Regions from separate parts of the Mus musculus genome. Here all the other regions are linked to region 1. The links are chromatin loops, found by intact Hi-C in ENCODE. Cell type or tissue: left cerebral cortex. All regions are shown on one strand. Region 1 has its middle 93 kb from the start of Gm39035. Region 2 overlaps Rgma (repulsive guidance molecule family member A). Region 3 overlaps Rgma (repulsive guidance molecule family member A). Region 4 overlaps Chd2 (chromodomain helicase DNA binding protein 2).

Region 1 (5,000 bases):
ACAACTACCTGCAATGTCAGCTTCACTCACATGAGTATACCCAAACACAGATGAACAAAACTAAAATAAATCTTAAAAAAAAAAAACAATTAATGTGTGGATTACCAAACCCACCCTTAAGTTTATTTATGAAAAAAAGGGGTTCCATTAAAGATAAGAACAAGATTAGAATGCTAAGTGACAGTACTGGTAAATGGTGGGGATATCCTCTGAATACACCTTTGGTCTATTGATGATCTTCCAAGAAGAATACAATCAGGATCATAATGAATTTATCAAATGATGTCTAGGGCTGAAAGAGTAGATTGCAAGTTAGTGTTACTAACCTTTTAAAAAGAGGCTGTGGATGCTCATGTTGTACATTTATCCCGTGTCCTTATGTTTTAAGTTGTACAGCAGAAATACACAAAAGTCTGACCATGGTGGGTGGCAGGGTGGCTTTATAGGAAGATAACTTTAAAGTTTATGGAGTGTTTATATGGTGTTAGAGGTTACCCTCCTTCTGCCCCAAAGTGACATGTGTCATTTTCAAAATCACGAAAAAAATAAATGATACATTTCCAGTATAGACAAAATTGCATGAGTCACATGGAGATATTATGCCAATTATTCATGAAAATATTTCAGCGACAGGAGTAGAAGCAAGATTGTTCTGCTACTGAAGCCAAGACAAATAATCTAAGGAGTTGCTCTGAAGTTAGTTTAAAATTCCTACCGTCGCTGCTTCTTGTGGGGACTGCAGTGATAAAAGAATACTCCTATACAAACCTGTGGAGATTATCCCAATATAATTTTCACAACAGAAAATTCAAGGTATGGTGTTGCAGTTTGGACCCCAGTCATCCTCTTCTGGTTTCTTCCAGCCTTTCTGACCTGGAAACCCAGGAAATATTAATTGCCAGGCAAATATTAAATTGTTTTTTAGAGTTGTGCTTTGTTTGTCTTGCTGTGCACTATTTGAGATAGTTGCCAATATTGAAATATTGGGATCCTCCATCAAGAGATTGGGGGTCTTCTTAAAAACACAGACTTTGTTAGGGTTGAATCCCTGCTCTCCAAAGGGGAGTTTGGCCCATTTGCTTTACAAAACTGACACCAACCCCTGTCTTTTCTCTCCCTCTCCTATTGGCCAACGTCCCAGGGAATGGGTTTTGCCACACTTTGATGGTGTGTCCCACAAATACAGCCCCAAAGACACACATCCCTTCAATGCCTTCAATTGTTGTCACTTTGAGTCGCTAAAAATTGAGAAGAATGCTTTGTGCCATTCTACCTGTCTATCAGCAATTTTCATTTGCGGGAAAGCAAGTCTAAATCATGTCTGAGCACACTTGATGTACCCATGAATCGGGAGGTATAGATCTTTCTGAGACACCAAAGACCTCATAGGGTCTCTTCAGGAGTCGCCATTAGAAAACTGAGATAATAAAGTCTGTTAAAATTAACCAAAGTCTAAAGGCTCCCCTGTTGTAGAAATACAATGGTGTTCCTCCTATAAAACAATATGAACTAACCAGTACCCCCAGAGTTCATGTCTCTAGTTTCATATGTAGCAGAGGATGGCCTAGTGGGCCATCAATGGGAGGAGAGGCCCTTGGTCTTGCGAAGATTTTTATACCCCAGTATAGGGGAATGAGAGGGCCAGGAAGTGGGATTGGGTGGGTTGGGAAGCAGGGGGAGGGGTGAGGGTATAGAGAATTTTCAGAGAGGAAACTAGGAAAGGGTGTAGCATTTGAAATGTAAAGGAAGAAAACATCTAATAATAATTATAATAATATCTATTACCAAAAAAATAAGAGAGAAAAAAATTATCATGGTGGCCAGCTAAACACTGTACAATGCTCCCACCCTGTGGCCAAATCATGAAGCAGCTCCTTTATCATTACATGAAGTCATCATGCCATCTTCTGGGAAATTCTGGGACTGCATGACATGCTATGGAAACATTCAAAAGCCCCAAATCTAAATACTTATAAATATTCACACCAAATTGTGTGCATGACTGTAAACTGTGGCTTACTAATTGTGGATAGCTGTGGAATCACCTGGCTAATGCCTAGAATCTTGGTTCTAGGAGATAATGCAGATGTTTACACCAGGAAGTTGAGGAACAATTATGTTGGGGGAGAAGAGACTGAGAAAGTCCCCAATTCAGATGGTTTGGGTTGGCGATTCCCAAATGTTTCCTGTTGGTCCCATCAAAACTAGATAATTCTGGACAGTGGTGGCACATGCCTTTAATCCCAGCATCTGGGAGGCAGAGGCGTGTGGATTTCTGAGTTTGAGGGCAACCTGGCTTACAGAAGGAGTTCCAGGACAGCCAGGCCTATACAGACAAACCCTGTCCTCCCCCCCCCCCCACACACACACAAAAACAAAACAAAACAAAAACAAAAACAAAACTAGATAATATCTTGATAGAGATCTGAGGGTTTTGTTGTTGTTTTGGTTGGTTTTGGGTTTTGGTTCCTATCTCAGAAATTTTAATTCAGTGTGTCTTTTCTAGGATCCTTGTAGTCTGCATTCTAAAGATCTCTTCTGATGGTTTAGTGAGCACCATGCCTAGGGAATGGTGTTACCCACAATGGACTGGGACTTCCCACATGAATTAAAACAATCCCCACAGACAAGTCCAATGTAGCCAATCTCTCATTGAGACTCTTCCCAGGTGATCCTAGAATATATCAAGTAGACAATTAATAGTAACAATCACATCAACGAAGAGGAGGAAGGTTTGTCAGAACACAAAGGGGATTCCAGGTTAGCAAGAGTTGGTATTAGTGCTGGGAAGTATAAGGGAGAGAAAACTGCAGAGTGTGCTTGTGTCTCTGCTTTACTACACCACACAGCCACTACCCAGGCTTTCATTCCTTGCCCCTGCTTTTGATTCCATTGTCTCCAGAAGAAATGGGAAATATGGAAAAACTGGAGAGACAAAGGGAGAAAATATAAAGACTACAGCCAGCACAACATGGTTTATGAGAAGGGTATAATGGTAAGTAGTCTCTGGCATGAACCCCAACTGCATGCTAGCTGTAGGGGGCGGGGGGGGGCGCAATGAGAAGAGAAAGTCTGCAGTAGCCACTGAAGGAAATATATCAAGAACACAGATGTCTAAGCACCAGCAATAACGATTTTCAAAGCAATGCTCAGAAAGTATTTTATTTTTCTAGATGGGCTGGACTGTTAACGGAATGAATTCTCCATTGAAAGGACAGCATTCGGATGTTGAGAGTGTGCTTCCTTAAGCCTCATTTTATCTTGTTTAAAATGAAGGTCTGAAACCAATGTGATCTTGGCGCCCTGTTGGCACTAGCAGACTCCACATCAACTGCTCAAATATCACACAGTAGTCAGAACCACCACCCAACTTCCTTTACTACTTGAGAATGAGCCTATGCCAGATATAGATGACCCTAAGGAACTTGACTATTCTTTGTGGTAGCGCCTGTTGGGGTCATAGTTCATGGGTGAAGAAGTAGGGTTTACAAAGGTTAGGAAACTCGTTTAAGTATTCACAGCTTGTAAGCAGCAGAGCAAGGCTTCAAGGCCGGATTCACTCAGCTCAACCATTACTCTATACCACAGCTTCTTAGAGTGTGGGTTGTGACAAACGTACATCAGGATGGAGTCAGGAAACAATAAAGTGCCTTTTGATTTTTCTGCCTCTTCGTGTGTGTGTGTGTGTGTGTGTGTGTGTGTGTGTGTGTGTGTGCATGTATACATACATGTACATATACATATATTGTTGCCTGCTGTCTTTATCTCTTCCTCCTTGGCCGTATTTCTTCAATAAAAGTTTTCTGATGGTGGAGCAAGGAAAATGAATTTGAGCTCACACAGGAGTTTTGGGCAGTATTAGCCTGTTTTATCAGGACTTCTTAGTAGCTTTGCTTCTGCACATACATGCATACTTTGTCCTGCACATGCTGTCCTGCCTTGTAATGCTAACAAACTCCTCAGCCTCAAACACCCTATGCATCCCAGACTTGTATAAGGGATGGATTTGAATAGTTTCCTTGGATTTTCAAGGTTTGGTGCTCATACAGTAACAATGGTTTACCCAGAGAAAACAAAGATGGTAGTTCGTCTCTAGTGTCATTACTCAGCATATATTAGATTACTATCTTTTGGGTTTGACTGTGTTAGGATGGTTGATTTTAAAAATCACAATTTAGGTTACTGACTTGAGTTGCGCAAAGACTTCATTCCAGGAATTCTGTCTTGGGATTAAGACATAATTTCTAACAATTTCTGAAATTGCTCTAAACATACTTCTGCAAAGTTGTACAACGTGGTGCTCTCAGCGTTGGTGATTATAAAACCAAAATATCAGTGAGCTTTAAAGGATGGTGAAGATGCGCTTAGTCCGGCTGCATTGAATATGCAGCCAAGACTTAGTTCATATAAAAAAGAGCACATCTACATCATTAGGATAAAATTCCCTTTTATCTTTAATGCAGTATAAAATTATATGTATATTGGAGAATTGTTTTAAATTTCCTTACTACTTACTATCAGAAAACGTGTGACTCATGGGCAATTTTATATACCTATATACCGGTGTCATGTACAAACATGTCAGGTGAAAGCTGATCATGAATCGAGGATGGCCCACATTATTTCCCTCCTCAGATGACCGAAGTCATCAGTGAAAATATTCAGAAGATTCTTTAACAGTTCTGCCACTTGGAGTGTTTGGGTCCCCCAAATTCTAGACTTCAAGTTTGTCTTTAAAGTTGTTTCAAATCAAAGTTCCCAAATCTCTCCTTTTAAAAATTTTTTATTGGTTATTATATTTATTTACAGTTCAAATGTATCCTTTCCCAGTTTCCCTCCACAACCCCCCCATCCCCCTCCCTTTTGCCCCTGTGAGGGTGCTCCCCCCACCCACCACTCTAATTTATGACTCAGAGGCTTTGGCAGAATAGATTGGGCCTTTCTGTAAGTAGACATCACCTTACCTGGACTTTATCATTATATTTGACCTCCTGCGGTTT
Region 2 (5,000 bases), 1.0 Mb before region 1:
ATTATGCAGGCATGGATGTGTGCACGTGTATATCCCATAGCACGTATGTGGAGGTTTGAGAACAGCCTGTAGGAATCGGTCTCCTACCACGTGGGTTGTGGGACTAACTCAGGTGGTTAGTATTGGTGGCAAGCCCCTTCACCCTTCTGAGCCATTCAGCAACCCTGTTTTTCTATTTCTAATCATTCTGGGGCTGAGGAACCTCCTGGGGTCCCCTTTGACTCTCACGACCTGGGACCTGGAGAATTACCTCATCTAAGTACAAAGGTGCCTCACGGATCTTGGCCCCCTTCACAAGCTCAGCCGAAGGCACTGTTTGTCTTGAACTATCATTAACCCTCCAATCTTCAGCTATAATCTTGAGAATGATATCTGGACCAAGAGAGTCCATAGGCCTGCAGAAACGGTGGCCCTGTCTGGACTCACCCACAGGAACCCCCTGAACATGTCCTAAAATCGCTAGGGCAGAAAGGGTGCTTCCTGTCCCGGATGCTTCCAGCTGCTTCTCGGGGAGTTCTTTCCGTGCCCTCCTGTAGAACCCCCCAGATCTAGGCTAAAATGTAATGGCCCCACCCCACTTTCGGTATCTGATATACACAGAGGTGCCCCAGGCTTCCTTCTCCGTGCTACCTTCTCTGGCAGCTGCTCCTCTGGGAGCCTTGAGTAACCTGGCCAGCTTCATTCAGGGCCTCAGGAAGGTGGCTACAGGACACATCTTTCCCGCATCGGTCCATCAATCTCCCATAAACAGGCCCTCCTCATCTTGATTCTGTCTTTCTCTCACTCAGTTCTTCTATTTCTAATCACTGTGGGGCTGAGGAAGCTTCTTGGGTCCCTGTTGACTCTCACACTACCCGGTGAATTGCACCTCTTGATAATCTTTGCTGATACCATCATGCAACATTCCAGAATTTGTAAGGCTAGCCCCGCCTAAGCATAGAGTGTGTTCCGAGAACAGCACTCACACTGAAAGCATCTTTTGAGACTTCAGATGTCATGCGTACACCGCGCCCCGCCCAACCCCACCTGTGTCCAACTCTGTCTGGTGGAACCCTGGGTCTCCCATGTATCCAGGGTTCAGGGAGCATGTATGCGCTCATAGCTGGCCACTCACATTTTAAAGGTAGAGCTCCACAGTGCCTCCCAATTGGATTGAGCCACATGGCTCAGGCTCAGATGTCATTACTTTTCGGTGGATGGCAACCCCTCTGGGAGGCAGAAAGTCAAAGCAGGATCTCAGAATACTAAATGGACCCGCATGATAAGGAAAAAAAAATCTGCTCTGCTAGTACAGCAACAGATCCGTTTGTTCTCAAGTCCTCCTTTGAGCTGTTAATCAAGCCCAATCTTTCGGAATAATAGCCTGCTTATTACCACCCTGTTTGCATGACAAAGCATCCCAATAAAACTTATTTTGCCGGGGCCCAGAGGGGGTGTGAAGGATCAACCATGAGAAAGGAGTCTTAGGAATTCCTCGAGGCACTCCGGGGCCAGAGCCTAGGAATAAAGACAATGTAATTTGCCACCAAGAAAAGCCCAATAGACCAATAAATTACCCGCGTGCAAAGGGATTAGATCAGGTTTCAGAGGCCTAGGGGAGGGGCAGGGTACTACGGGAGGGAGACAGCCTTGCCTTCTCTTAAAGAGGTAAGTATCCCTTGGAACATAAGCTCCAGGGTCAAGACGTTTCCAACTCTGCCTGCACAGCGACTGTCTGAACTGATTTACTTGCTCGGAGATCTGGCTCCTGATGTGCGCTGGGAACTGTGATGGACGCCGTTCTCGGAACACACTCTGTGCTTAGGTGGGGCTGGCCTTAACGAATTCTGGAATGTTTCATCTAAGTCTGGATGGAGGCATGGCCTTATCAGTGAAGACTCTCAAGAGGCAGCTATTGCCCAACTTCAAATCACTGCCCTTTGCCGGTGCAACAGGAATCGTCCCGTCCCCCTCCCAGCCCCCACGCCCGCTAATCGGCTGGCATCCTGATAGATTCTGCCACCAGGGGGCACTAGATGAAAAAGGAAAGGTGTCCCTGGAGTCGCCACTGCTGGCGTTCCCACCACCCTTCTGCTCTCCTCCGGCCTCTAGCTTCTTTGCATGTGAGTGGCTCTGAGGTACTGTAAGCTCAGCAAGCTCTTTCTGTTCCCTTTGTCACTTGGCACTCTGAAGTGTAAGCGGTGTCCTGCTGTGTGCCTCGGCCTTTTGGAACCTTACGGTTCCCAAGCTTAGCTCCCTCGGTGGAACCGCCCTTGGGAGGGGGAGGGGAGTTCACCTTCCTGGCAAGCCTAGGAATGAAGCACCTGCAAGATGACCTCAGCCAGTGACGAGCTCCGAAAGAAAGCCCCAGCGGCAGGCAGCCCCAGCACCGGTGCTCTATCTTAGTGAACAGTAGGACTTAAGAGGCAATAGCTTCAGTTAGGACACAGGCGGGTGGAAGGAATCTTCTATAAGTCTGCCTGCCTCGGGGAGGGGCCAACCCTGAAGTCTGAAGTCTCCGTGTCCCTTTCCTCACTGTCCACCTAGTGCGGGAAGCAGACCTTAGATAGGATTCTGGAAACGGGTCGCATCAGCATCCTGAAGGAGGTAGGGGAAGGGCACTAAGTAGGGGTCTCCTGCTTATTCTAGTCCCACAGTAATGAATCTTGGTGGGCGTGGGGATGGAGTGGGGGTGTTACGGGACAAGGACAGATGCCCGAGGCTCCCTGTTGGCGCCGCTCCTGCAAGAATTTCACTCAATCATCCTGGCGTAAACACCCAGGTGTTTGGCCCCAGATCCTGAGAGGGACACACCCAGCAGACTGGATTTTTTCCCAGGTGCTGCGTAGCCTGCCTCACTTAATCTATCACTGCAGATCCTAGAAGGGATCACCGCTCCTGGGTGACATTCCAGGGCCAGGCAGCCTAAGGGCCCCAGAACCGCCACTTTATGGCAATGTGTTTCCCACCCGTTAGCTCTACTGGGAATTGTACGTGCTTCCTTCCGAGTCTGGTCAGGGGGACAAGGCTGAGAGCAAAAGGGAGCTTTGGGGAAAACCTCAGGTGACCCAGGAAGAGAAGGCAAAATTGTTGGGGGGCCGGGCCCTGGAGGGTGAACTCACTGCCTACCCAGCGTGGACAGAAGTGGCTAAGTGCCACTCCTAGAGCCGGGGGCAGGACAGTACTGCCTCCTCCGTCACACCCTGCCAAGGCTGCCCTGCCTCAGCCTCCACACATGCCAAGTTGTTGCAAGCACCCTTGATGACTGACTGCCAAGGAGAAGGGCACACCTCAGCTTTCCAAACAGGCCACCCTCCCCAGCTCCCACAGGAGCCGTGGAGAAACAGCGCTTGAGCAAGAAGGGTGGGCGTGGAAAGCCCTGACTCCGCCCTATAGTGGGAGGGCATAGGCTGCCTATCAACCGAAGGCTGAGAGCACGCCTGGGTAACGGGCCCATAGGGGGTCAAGCAAAGGGACAAGGTCCTCACCCCAGGAACATCCTGCTTTGGGGGAGAAATAAAACAGCCCTGGGCACGAGTGGTAAGGGAGGTAAGAAAGGTTTTCCCAGGACAATGAAGCTGCAGGTGAGAGCTGTGGTGGTTCTGGTTGAAGCATGACCCCTGTTACTAACTCCAGGCTCACACCTGAGGTGACAGCTTTATAGTCAGGACTTTGCTTCCAGCCATCTAGGCTTTTGTGCTCAGCGGCAGGTCAAAACACCTCTGAGGAGAAGAAAAGAAAAAAAGAAACAAAAACCCACCACAGAGGCACACTGTCTCCCTCCCTGCAGTCTGCAGGTACTGGAAGAGCGCATGCCAGGCTGGTATCCAGGTGGGAGGCACAACGCTGAACTCCTTTCTATGTAGAATGGCCCTGTAGTAAGTGTCTAGGTGTCCTAGCATGAGTGAAACAGGTCAGGAGTCATCACTGAACCCCTGCTGGCATGTCTCCCTGCCCCGTGACAGTGCCCCAAAGCTCCCTTTTGCTCTCAGCCTTGTCCCCCTGACCAGGTTTCCATCTTGGAAACCAAAGTTAGAGGACCAGAAAGGACAGGAAAGGCCTTTGGGGGCTGAGAAAGCACTGCAATGCACTGTGGGAACTGGGAGGCCACTCTTCATACGGTTGCCCAGGATCACAGTCCCACAGTTCTTTCTTGCCCCAGCATTCCCTTCCCCCAACCCACATCTTAAGGCTCACCAGCTCAACAGCAGAGCTTCAACAGGCTATACAGCAAATTTAACAACCGTGTTTATCCAAAATCTGCAAAGGGCAGGAGTCTGGCATCTGCCACTGGGCACTGCTGGGTAACTGGCTGTGTGTAACGCCTCCTCCAGCTCTGCCTCCTCATCAGGAATGATGGTTCCTGAGGACACTCAGTCAAATTAACTGGGCGACTGGAAGCTCTTGGTTCTCTGTGGCCATGCAATCCACTGAAGAACTCTTAAGATTATTATTCTCCTCCCCGCAGCCGTATCTGGGAAAGTGTGAAGGTACTATGTTTGGAAGGACACTGTTAAATGCTAACTAGGAGTTGGTGAGAGGACAACTTTTTGAGTGCTTTTAAAAAAATCTTTTTTGGTCTTTGGCTTTTTAAAATGTCTACTGCTTTTATAATCAGAAACAGTATTTGGGGGAGATATGGGGTGTTTAGGCCAGAGGTAGTCCTGTGGAAACAAAAGCCAGAATCAAAAGAAATTAACCCCCCCCCCAAAAAAAAAACCCTAATGGCTTTGTAGCTTCCAGGACTATGATGAACAAGCTTGGGAGTGTGGGGGAGGAGGGAAGAAAAGGGCAGAAAATAGGCTCCCATCCTTAACATATAGAATTAGAGGCTGAGAAGACAGAAACCCAAGACCCATGAGCCTTGGGAACCAAAAGTCTACATGGACTGCATGCATTGAATTTAGAATTTGGTCAAGTAGGCAGGGACAGGGGATGTGAGTGTTCAACCCAGAACTGGGTGGCACAAGACAAGGCATAGAGCATCCCATGGGGAAAGGGGGTAGAATATGAAGAGGAAG
Region 3 (5,000 bases), 1.0 Mb before region 1:
TGGTGTTTGGGTGGCATAAAGGAATTCATGGGAGTCAGAGTGTGTCCTCCCCACCCCCACCCCATTTTATCTCTGCTGTGAAGCAGCTTCAGTTGCAAATTGGTGTGTTGTATGAGTGCATACAGGGCAGAGAGAAGGCCACCAGGCAGGAGACAATGTCCCATTCTTAGTTGGGGATGGAACCAGAGGACAGCTGGGGAGGTCGGGGTGACCAGGACAAAGCTTGTCCTTCTCAGAGGTCAGGCCTTTCCCAGCACCAAGCTCCAGTGGCTTGAGCAAGAGGCTTCTGTAAAGCCACCGCTTGCTCTGGAGCCCAGCAGGGACAGAGCCATCGAAGAGCTTCAGTGTCAGAAGGACACAATTACAACTAGATCCTGGGGACAGGCTGCTCATTGGAGGGAGTTCTCAACAGAAGCATGGGGCCTGCCTTCTTGGAATTTATTTTAAGTGGGGTGGGTACTCTAGACAAGCAAACTGCAAGCAGACAAAATGCCACCTAAGGGAGAAAAGAAGCAAGATTACAAGATGTGTGTTCTGTTAGCCCCACCAAGGGCCAACAGAGGTAGCCGTGATGGAGGCCCTGCAGGATACATAATATGTGCTTGGCTGGTCACATTGTTAGAGAGGATGGTCGGGCCACTAGACGCACTGAAGATGGAGACCACTCCTGCAACCTGTCCATGTTTGCTTTCTATTTCAGAGATAAACACAATGACTTGTAACTTTAATTTTTTCAAATCCTGTTTTTAATGATGGTTCTTAAACGCTTTAACCTTTCTTGTAGCCCCCCCCCCCTTCAGAGTTAGTAAAAAGGATATGGGGGTGGGGGTAGAGGGAAGTGGACTTGTTTAGAAAGGTTATTTGGAGCAACTCCTGTCTGTTGTCTGGAAATCTGCAGTTCAGTTCACAGGTTAGCAGGCAGTGGCAGCTCCATCCACTCGCAAACACCTCACAGATAAACTACCTCACAGATGCACCAGGAGCCCAGTTCAGAAGAATCAGGTTAGCAACAGCAGTGACACTACCTAGCAGAGACAGCCGGGCCTCAGCCTCAGCTCCAGACAGCAGAAGGGGCCCCGGGAGAAGTTCTCAGCTGTGCATCTCTCAGGGAAGCGAAGATCAGTGAAGACGAGAGACCCACAAGCGTTACACAGCCAGCTGTACCAGCAAGCCAAGCTCTCTTCGTCATTCTGTGGAGTCCTATTTCTACCCTCCAAGCATCACGTGTCCTCCACGTGTCCTGCCTCAGCACATGCATCCAGTCAGCCCGAGTCCTTGAAAGTGGCAACAAACTACAGCACACCGCCACAAGTTTTTGGTGCATTTCTCTCCATGGTTTCCCGACAAATGCAATGTGAGGTGGACGATGCCTGTCATTAGCCAAGAATCCTTCATCACACGTCCTTTCACGTGCTTGCTTTAGTAGAACATCATTTCTCCTGTGTCTGCTTCAGCTAAGCATTCCTTCACGAATCCGCCTTAGCTTTTTACACCTGTGTCCACTTTAATGAAACATTCCTTCACGTGTTTGTCCTAACAAAACACCCTCCAACTGTCTTTCCAAAGAGTCTTCATGTTTCACTTCATTGACCAAAAGCAACTTGGGGAATAAAAGGGTTTGTTTCATTTTAGCCCTTCCAAACATGCAGAGAAGTCAGGGCGGGAATTTGAGGCAGGAACTGAAGCAGAAGCCACAGGAATGGTGCCTACTGGCTTGCCCTCCGTGGCACACTCAGCCCTGGTGGTCCCTTCCACCCACCGTTGCCTTGGCCCTCCTACATCATCATTAATCAAGAAAATGCCCCTACAGACTTGCCTATAAGCTAATCTGATGGAGGCGTTTTCTTAATTAAGGTTTCCTCTTCCCAGGTGACTCAGGCTGACAGAAAACTCACTAGCATGCCTCCCTAGGTGGGACCATCTCTGTATCTGACATAGCATCCCAGAGTAAGTGTAATTCTAGAACTGTCCTGCAGAGGGCAGCAGGCGCACACAGACTCCAGCCTAACCGCAGATAACCCACATGCTGCCCGGTTCTTCCAATGTTTAGATCTCTCTCTTTTTTTTTTTTTTTTTTTTTTTTTTTTTTTTTTTTGCCACCAGAGTCCAGAGGATTGGAGCCATCCTGTTCCTGAAGGAGGAATGAGAGGGGACTGAGAGCAGCTATATGCTTCCCTACCTTCTTCAGCCACTGCTCAGGGTTCTCAGGTCTATGGCAGCGAGAGGGATCAAGGTCTTATGAGCTCTGGGCTGGGCTGCTCCAGGTCGTCACACACACACACACACACACCCCCGCATACTCTGCTCTTTGTAGAATGCTTTCTCCACCTTCTGACATGCCTTGCTCCAGAAACTCGTGTGGTGAGTTAGTCACACATGCCTTTTACCCCTCCAAAGAGGAGCATCCCTTTTCTTCCTTCCTTAGGCGGCCACTCAGAATGTACCTGCTTCTCTTCCTGGAGTCTGCTGCCATGTGGGTCGTTAGATTATGTAAGTATCAACTATTGGTTTATCTCCCCAGCAAGAATACAGGATTTGTCCCGAGACAAATGGATTCATCAATGACTAAGTTCCTGGGTACCACTGCCACCGGGACCTCTTTCGGTGGGTTCTCTTGTTGATGTTGGGCATCTGTGCCAGGAATTAGCTCATTAGATTTCCACAGGACCCTGGGAGGTGGCTACGTGTAATTCCATTTTACAGATCAGGAATCTAAGGCTCAAGAAAAAAAAAATCCAAGGGAGACCACACAGCTAGCAACAGGCAGAGCCCAGCTCCGATGCCAAGTCAGCCTGCTGCCCAAGCTCACATGCCCAGCCGCTGCTCTGAGCCATGCTTGGGCCTGAGAGACAGGCTCCAGTGCTGCCTGGCTCTCCTGGACCTCTGCCAGTCTTCAGATAAGTTTTCCCTCCAAATTTACCCGGGCAGTTATCAGATTTCGCTGATCAGTCCTTTCTGGTTTTTACCCTTACAAACTCTGGCTTGTGATATGAGAAGCCTAAGAGTTCTTTTCCTTGTTTTTGCTCTGGTGGGGGTGGGGGGAGCACAACCCAGGAGCCTAAGGTCTCTCACACCATAGGCAAGGGCCCTAACATTGAGCTACATACTCATAGGCAGTTGGGGATGGAGTGGGAGAGAGAGAGTAGCTCACAGGCTATGCGAAAGCTCTTCGGTTGCCAGGCTGACTGGCCTCGGCCCAGGTCTGCACCAGAGCAACTGTCATGCACAAGGAAGATGGGAGCACTCAGACTTAACTCAGAGCAACTGTCATGCACAAGGAAGACGGGAGCACTCAGACTTAACTCAGACCAACTGTCATGCACAAGGAAGATGGGAGCACTCAGACTTAACTCAGACCAACTGTCATGCACAAGGAAGATGGGAGCACTCAGACTTAACTCAGAGCAACTGTCATGCACAAGGAAGACTGGAGCACTCAGACTTAAGGTGCTGGCCCCGGACATTTGAGATGCAAATTCCCCTGTTCTGGAGGGCAGTGAGCGGTGTGGTATTTAGGAAAGAATTCTTGTGGGTTAAATTTAGGAGCCTGAAAAAAATTCCAAGCCCCACATATTTTTTTGGCAAGTGTCACATGGCACTTTCATCTGATGGAGAGTGAAGGACTTTTTGCCTGGGCCTGGCTTTTCCACAGTCTGTCCAGCGTGTGGCTCGGGCCAATGGCCCCGCCATTGCTATGCTGTTCCCCTGGGATTGTTTTCTTTAACAATCCCACTGACCACTGGGGGGGCCAGGCCTTTGGTGACTGACAATGCAGGAGAGTGGGTGCATTTAGCTCTTTCCTCCTAGATCAACCCTTCAGGGTCTTTGTTTAAGAGCCTGTGGTTTTGCTTGTTTCTTTGTTTCAAGCAAGGCTCTTGAACATTCTCTCTCTCCTCACATCTGGTGCTGAGGTTGTGTGTCCGGTGGGCATAAATGCTCTCTGGATTTCTCCTCTTACTGGCCTTTCGTCTCCTCCCCAGTCTTGCGGGTTCCTCTCCTCTGGGGAGCAGATGAAGACATTGCTGGGAGCTGTTGGGAGCCTCAGAGGGTTAAGTGACTTGACCAAGCTTACTTATCTGGGACTTAAACTTGACTTGAACAGAGTATCACAAGCAAAATTGACCTAGGTGTATGCCTTGGCTCTGCCCTTGACAGGGAGGGCATGGTACAGGGGGGCACATCTCACACAGATCTTCAATCTGTTAAATGGTTTGGGTCCCGTGACACTGAATCACGGCGACAACATGTGCCCGTAGTCAGCAGGGAGCCTGGCTTTGCACACGTCTGGACAGTGGTGCTATCAGAGCACATCACTGGGCCCCTAGGCTGGGTGCTAAGGGATGTTGAAGGGGTCGAGTTGTGGCTGGGGCTTCTCGGTCATGCTGGCTTGGATGAAGCCATTATGGACCGCAGACCCTCCTCCATTCCAGACTCTGTTCTAGACAACAGCTCTCAGCCTTTCATCGTATAACATCGGTCTGCCCTGACGTGCCCAGAGCAAGGGGAAACGGACCAACCAAGTCCTTCTAACGGCTCAGGCATAGGAAGGAAGAGAGGTAATCTCAGTCCCCGAAGGCCATGGTGGTTAAACAGCTGCATCTCACAGCTCACACAACTTGGGCCCACACAGCCCCGTCTTGACACACTTTGTAGTGGGGACACATCCACCCACCCACCTCACCTCTCCACCCCGCAAGGACCAAAGTCTGTTTCGAAAATAAACTCCAACAGCTCATCTAAAAGAAAAATAACAAAACAAAACCAACTTTACTTGCATTTAGCCGTTAATAAATAATTTACAGTATGTACACGCAGTGGCTCTCCACACAGGTCGCACACAGGTGGACTCAGTGAGGGGTCCCCACTTCCAAGCAGAACGTGATCAAACACAACCAAAATAAAGTGCTTCAACTCTTTTACTTCCAACATAGGGATAGCTGAAAAACCAGCAGGGGGCAGCGGAGCTGACCCCTCCCAGCTACCCACGTGGTTTTGGCAGG
Region 4 (5,000 bases), 1.1 Mb before region 1:
ACATGTGCTTGTTATGGGCATTCGCATTTAGTTTCATGACTGGGATGCATTTGTGTGTGTGCGTATGCATGTGTCTGGATAGCAAACCCAGGGCCTCACACGTGCGGGCAGCACCGACTGCCCTACTATGTTTAGCCCATGTGTCTTGTAGAAATATCACATAGACAAATTAGTATGGTAACTTCTCACTGCCCATAACCTAGCTTCAGGCCTTTCCAGTTCACCCATGTTTCCTGTTTTAGTGTATGTTTCTGAAATAAAGAGACTTCTTTTACTTAAAATGATTTATTTTTTATTTTTATTTCTTGTGCATTCATATTTTGCCTGCTTGTATGTCTGTGTGAAATTGTTGGATCCCCTGAAACTACAGTTACAGGCGGTTATGAGCTGTCATGTGGATACTGGGAATTGAGCCTTGGTCCTCTGGAAGAGCAGCCACTGCTCTTAATCTCTGAGCTATTTCTTCAGCTCCAAAAAGACTGATTGCTTATTCTTTAGAAGTTTGCCTTGTTATCATGCCTAAAAGTAGTTGATAATCTCTTAACAGTTTAATAGTATGCAGAGAATATTTATATTCCTCAGTTGGAGCACATATATACACAGTCATACACAGGAACACCCATGATATTTTGTTTGTTTCAGGATCTGTGCAGCTCTTTATCTAGTATAATTTGTTGTATGGCTTTCATATATTCTGTAGACAAACACCGACTTTATCTTTTTAAGATAGTCTTGTGGATAGCACAAGCTGGGTTCAAACTGATGTTTCTTTATACCTCAGTCTCCTTAGTGCTGTGTGTTTCAGTACATTCTGACTTTGTAAATTGTGCATGTGTTCATGTTTCTATGTGTTCATTTATACACACGCACACTTCATCCTTATCTCAGTGCCCCTGCATTTGATTAGGTCTGTTTAAGGTATGGTGTGGAATTTTCCATCTGTGGCATCATGTTCATCCTTCAAACGTTTTGGAGTTTGGAATTCGGAGTTCTGGTTCAGGAATGCTATTCTTATTATAATTGATAGCTGCTTTATTCTCTAAATGATAGAGTGCACCATATTCATGTTAACCATTTTTCTCTCTCAAACCAGAGCCAACCAGTCACTTAAGGAGTTTTACCTACTAGTTTACTGGAGGATGGTACTTGGAGAGTGCACATTCGTGGTCTAGGGTCTCTTTGTGGATAACACTTTAACGAGTTCTTTACAACTAAATAGTACCATATTTTCTTTCTCTTTGTGGGTTTGGCTAGGTTTTAGATCTCCTTCCTTCCCTCAGCATCTTAGTTGTTGATACCCTTCTGTCTGTCTTCCACTTCTCTCCACATCCCTTTGACAGAATCTCACTGTATAGTCTCTCCCTTGGCTTGTCCTTAATACTCCTCTAGACTCAGCCTCCTGAGTGCTGGGATAAAGGACAGAATCATGGTTGTGCTCCATGCAGGCACCCTTACCTGGGATACTGACTATTCCATTTGAATGTGGATAGGTAGTGTATTTAGCCCGTTCTCTGCTCACTTGGGCTTTCTCAAAGGATTTTTTAAACACACACACACACACACACACACACACACACACGAGTGTGTCTTTAGCCTTCTAGAATTGTCTTTTAGATTTCCTGTGATCAGTGAGGTTGACGTACTTGGTTCAATCATTGACCTTTTTACGCCTGCCTGCAGATGTGAAGGATCATGTTTAGGTTACAGGAGACAGAAAGTAAAAATCTGTCTTTTCACTTTGCTTTCCTACAGCGCCGTAAGCCCTGCTTACTTGAATGAATGTTTCCCATTGCAGATGGATCCTGACCAGGAATTACAAGGCTCTTGCCAAAGGGACCAGAGGCAGCACATCTGGCTTCCTTAATATCGTGATGGAGCTGAAAAAGTGCTGCAACCACTGTTATCTGATCAAAGCTCCCGAGGACAGCGAGAGGGAGAGCGGCCAGGAGGTCCTTCAGGTGAGCACCTCCTCTTGCTCGCACTCGCCCTCTGGAGTGAGTCAGGGCTGTTTTAGAGTTTTATTTGAAGTATAAGTATTCCTTCTCTTCCTTGATTATCCTTCAAGGAGTATCAAAGGAAGCTTTCAAAAACACAAGGAAAGCCAGACGTCAGTAGTGGCGTGGAATTGAGAGAGCCCTTGGATATGACAGGGGTGTTTGGATATGTGCTGGAGGCAGAAGCGACTTAAGTTTGAGAACAGCTTGTTCAAGGCTCACATGAGCTACATAGTGAGACCTTGTCTCCAAAGGAGCAAGCATGATGAGGAAACTCAGTAACAATGCTGGAAGTACATAGTAGCGTGGGTGCCGCGTTTAAAGAGCACTGTGTTTGAACATAACGAGTGAGATGTCTTCTGAATCTTCAGTCTCTAATTAGGAGCAGTGGGAAGCTGATCCTGTTAGACAAACTGTTGACAAGACTCCGAGAAAGGGGAAACAGAGTCCTTATCTTCTCTCAGATGGTGAGGATGTTGGATATCCTGGCCGAGTACCTGACTATCAAACACTATCCTTTCCAGGTAAGATGGCTCAGTGACTCTCTTCCCCCCAGAGTCTAACATTAAAGCTGCAGGCAGACCTGCTTTTCTTCTTGCCTTTAGATTACTCTGATGATAATGACCATGTGAAGGTCATACGTTTTAAAAAAACACTTTGTTGTTGTTGTTTGTGTTTTGTTTTTTTGAGACAGGATTTCACTGTGCAGCCATGGCTGTCCTGGAATTTACTATGTAGGCCAGGTGGCCTTGAACTCACATACTTGCCTTTGCCTTCCAAGTTCTGGGATTAAAGGCATGTGCCACTCTGCCTGGCAACACTTTATTATTAGAGAGAATAAGTGGATGAGGCCACATGGACAGGCGTGTGTACCATGGTTCCCGAATGGAGATGAGACGATAACTATGAGGACTTGATTTCTCTCTTTCCACTGTGAGATCTGAGCTTTAGCTCAGGTCCAGAGGCTTTTTACCTGCTAACCCTACGATCAGTAGCACTAAGGACAATGTAGAAGGAAAGATTAGCAACAAGAAAACTTGGCATGAGAAAAGTACCTGTGCTACCTGTCTTTATCTATTGTCAAAGTAGGTCGGAGGAAGTGTGAGTCTGAAATAGAGTCTCAGATTCTAAGAAGAAAAGAGGCAGCTTTGTTGTTTTATCTTAACCCTGTAGGGTGTGGCTTTGGTTTGAGGCTGGGAGCCAAGCAGGAGGAGTTCTTGAAACAAGTGGTAGTGACTTCTCAGCAGAGGTGACTTGATGCTTCTGTACAGTGGACTTTTATAGGCGGGATTTCTTCCTTCAGATGCTGTTGTGAGCCTGCCTTTGCAAATGCCTTTGGTTCCAGTCTCTGTGCAGATTTATTATAAGGTCAATAGCTCCCACGTGTGTACCTGTTATGGTTTAAGGGGCTGTGCCTCTCATGGCCTTGCAGGGATATAGGTCTTTGCAGACTCTGCCTGAGTCATCTTGACCTTTTGTAAAATCAAGGTTTCATCTTAAGGATGATTTTTAAGGGATGAAATGTGAAAGTAGTTCTACATGCTGAGACATGCCTTTTAATTACACAGTTCAGTATTTGCTTTGTGTATATATTTGGTAATTGCCCTGTACCTCAAAGTAATAAACTAACTAATAAAATAAATAACTAATAAAAAATTATATGCTTGAGTCAGTGCCTGAGACTTGAGTTGATGATACAGTTTTACTATTTGAATAGTTTATAGTGATTTTAGATGTAAATTTTAGAAAAATCTCCATATATGGTCAATTAATTTTGAACGTTTTCAGTAGTTTCCAAATGTGCTGTAGTTTGGTTTCTATAGCATTTAATGTTAAAAAGCTATGATGCCTAAGATGTATTGTTTTTCAGTAGGAGCCACTTACTAAGTGACTAGAGTTACTGTCTCCTCAGCACACGGGCTGGGTTTTCATCTCTTTCCTTGTGGGTTTTGGTAGACATTGTGATCCTTGGGTCAGCCTTTGAATTAGGAACTTGTGACCTTGCGTCTGTAACTGGAGAGCTGAGGTCGCAGCAGCCATGCTGTTTACACATACCTTCAGAGCCCTTTGCCAGCCATTCCCAGTTATTTTTACTCAGTGAAGTCTGGGAGGTGAAGGTTGCAAGCTTGGTGTTCTATTCTGAGTGTGGCCGATCTTCCTCACTCAAGACTTTTCTTGTGGTTTCCTTTTACAGCGCCTGGATGGTTCTATCAAGGGGGAAATCCGAAAGCAGGCACTGGATCACTTCAATGCAGATGGGTCTGAGGTACATTGTGCATGGCTTTAATATTTGCATAACTTGGACTTTGTATATGGGGGTGTCTTTCCAGTTTAACCAATTGTGTTAAACAATTTTGTAGCAGCCCTGTCCTGTCTTGACAAGAGACCAGGATACTCTCCTATTCTAAAAGATGCCTGGTTTTGTTGTTCCTCACTGGGCAAGCATGCACTGATTTCCGTCAGCTCCTCAGGCTGAACTAGTGATGCTTCCTACTGGCTTACCACATTTATGGGTTGAAAGAACAGGAAGGCAAGGGCATGATGGGCCAGTTCAGTAGAATGAACTTTGATACATACGCTGTCCAAGGTTCGTATCTGTATTTCTCTGGTCCTGATGCTTAAGTAGTCTGTTTGCCGAGTTTGAGTGACATCAACCTCTCAGTGTGATGCAGCCTAATGTTCTTTCTCTGCTACAGCTTTACATTACTTGATGTCCTGCCTGGACTTGGTTTTGCCAAGTGTTTTGTTGTGGTCGCATCCATATTAAAGCTTCTTTAACCAAGTTAGAGACCCTGAGTACATTTATATCTGCATATCAGTTGGTCAGATGACAGAGCTAGAGCATTCATCTGAGTGGCGCCAGCTGCAGTACCCAAGCAGGGTGTGGAGAGTGGCCCACTTTCTAGAGCTTAGTCAGTCTCTGAATTTGTGGGTAGTCTTAGTGAACTACTGTTCTCAATACTTCTTCTGTCACCTAAATCTTATCATCTGAAGGGTGATAATGTA

The links. Hi-C counts contacts between places; a loop is a spot of excess contacts. Peaks named below come from ENCODE experiments on the same cell type or tissue, not always from the same donor. Only the 100,000 strongest peaks of a DNase experiment are listed, where the experiment ranks them.
Region 2: a loop joins it to region 1, with 7 times the contacts of the local background. A loop is called at or near these places in 10 of 42 quality-filtered maps.
Region 3: a loop joins it to region 1, with 10 times the contacts of the local background. A loop is called at or near these places in 35 of 42 quality-filtered maps.
Region 4: a loop joins it to region 1, with 7 times the contacts of the local background. A loop is called at or near these places in 2 of 42 quality-filtered maps.

What each region holds. Positions count from the first base shown.
Region 1 is chr7:72,397,128-72,402,127 of GRCm38, reverse strand. No RefSeq gene overlaps it. Among named protein-coding and RNA genes, the nearest start is that of Gm39035, 93 kb to the right of the region's middle. In left cerebral cortex, a CTCF peak has its summit at 1,888 (motif pointing left); a DNase peak (open chromatin) is centred at 1,890.
Region 2 is chr7:73,396,790-73,401,789 of GRCm38, reverse strand. All of the region lies in intron 2 of Rgma (repulsive guidance molecule family member A), which reads right to left. It overlaps LOC115486533 (a long non-coding RNA gene), which reads right to left. Exons shown (of 2, transcript XR_003946803.1): 2 at 1-5,000. Among named protein-coding and RNA genes, the nearest start is that of A730056A06Rik, 24 kb to the right of the region's middle. In left cerebral cortex, CTCF peaks have their summits at 1,807, 2,008 (motif pointing right) and 3,373; DNase peaks (open chromatin) are centred at 2,021, 2,754, 3,284, 4,330 and 1 more place; H3K4me3 peaks cover 1,636 bases; H3K27ac peaks cover 1,369 bases.
Region 3 is chr7:73,419,637-73,424,636 of GRCm38, reverse strand. Rgma (repulsive guidance molecule family member A) reads right to left here. Exons shown (of 4, transcript NM_177740.5): 4 at 4,738-5,000. Among named protein-coding and RNA genes, the nearest start is that of A730056A06Rik, 46 kb to the right of the region's middle. In left cerebral cortex, CTCF peaks have their summits at 834, 1,963 (motif pointing right) and 4,925 (motif pointing right); DNase peaks (open chromatin) are centred at 1,969, 2,410, 2,844, 3,128 and 2 more places; H3K27ac peaks cover 1,521 bases.
Region 4 is chr7:73,477,919-73,482,918 of GRCm38, reverse strand. Chd2 (chromodomain helicase DNA binding protein 2) reads left to right here. Exons shown (of 39, transcript NM_001081345.2): 18 at 1,796-1,958; 19 at 2,366-2,518; 20 at 4,189-4,260. Among named protein-coding and RNA genes, the nearest start is that of Chd2, 61 kb to the left of the region's middle. In left cerebral cortex, no CTCF peak of the experiment used is centred here; DNase peaks (open chromatin) are centred at 2,352 and 4,877.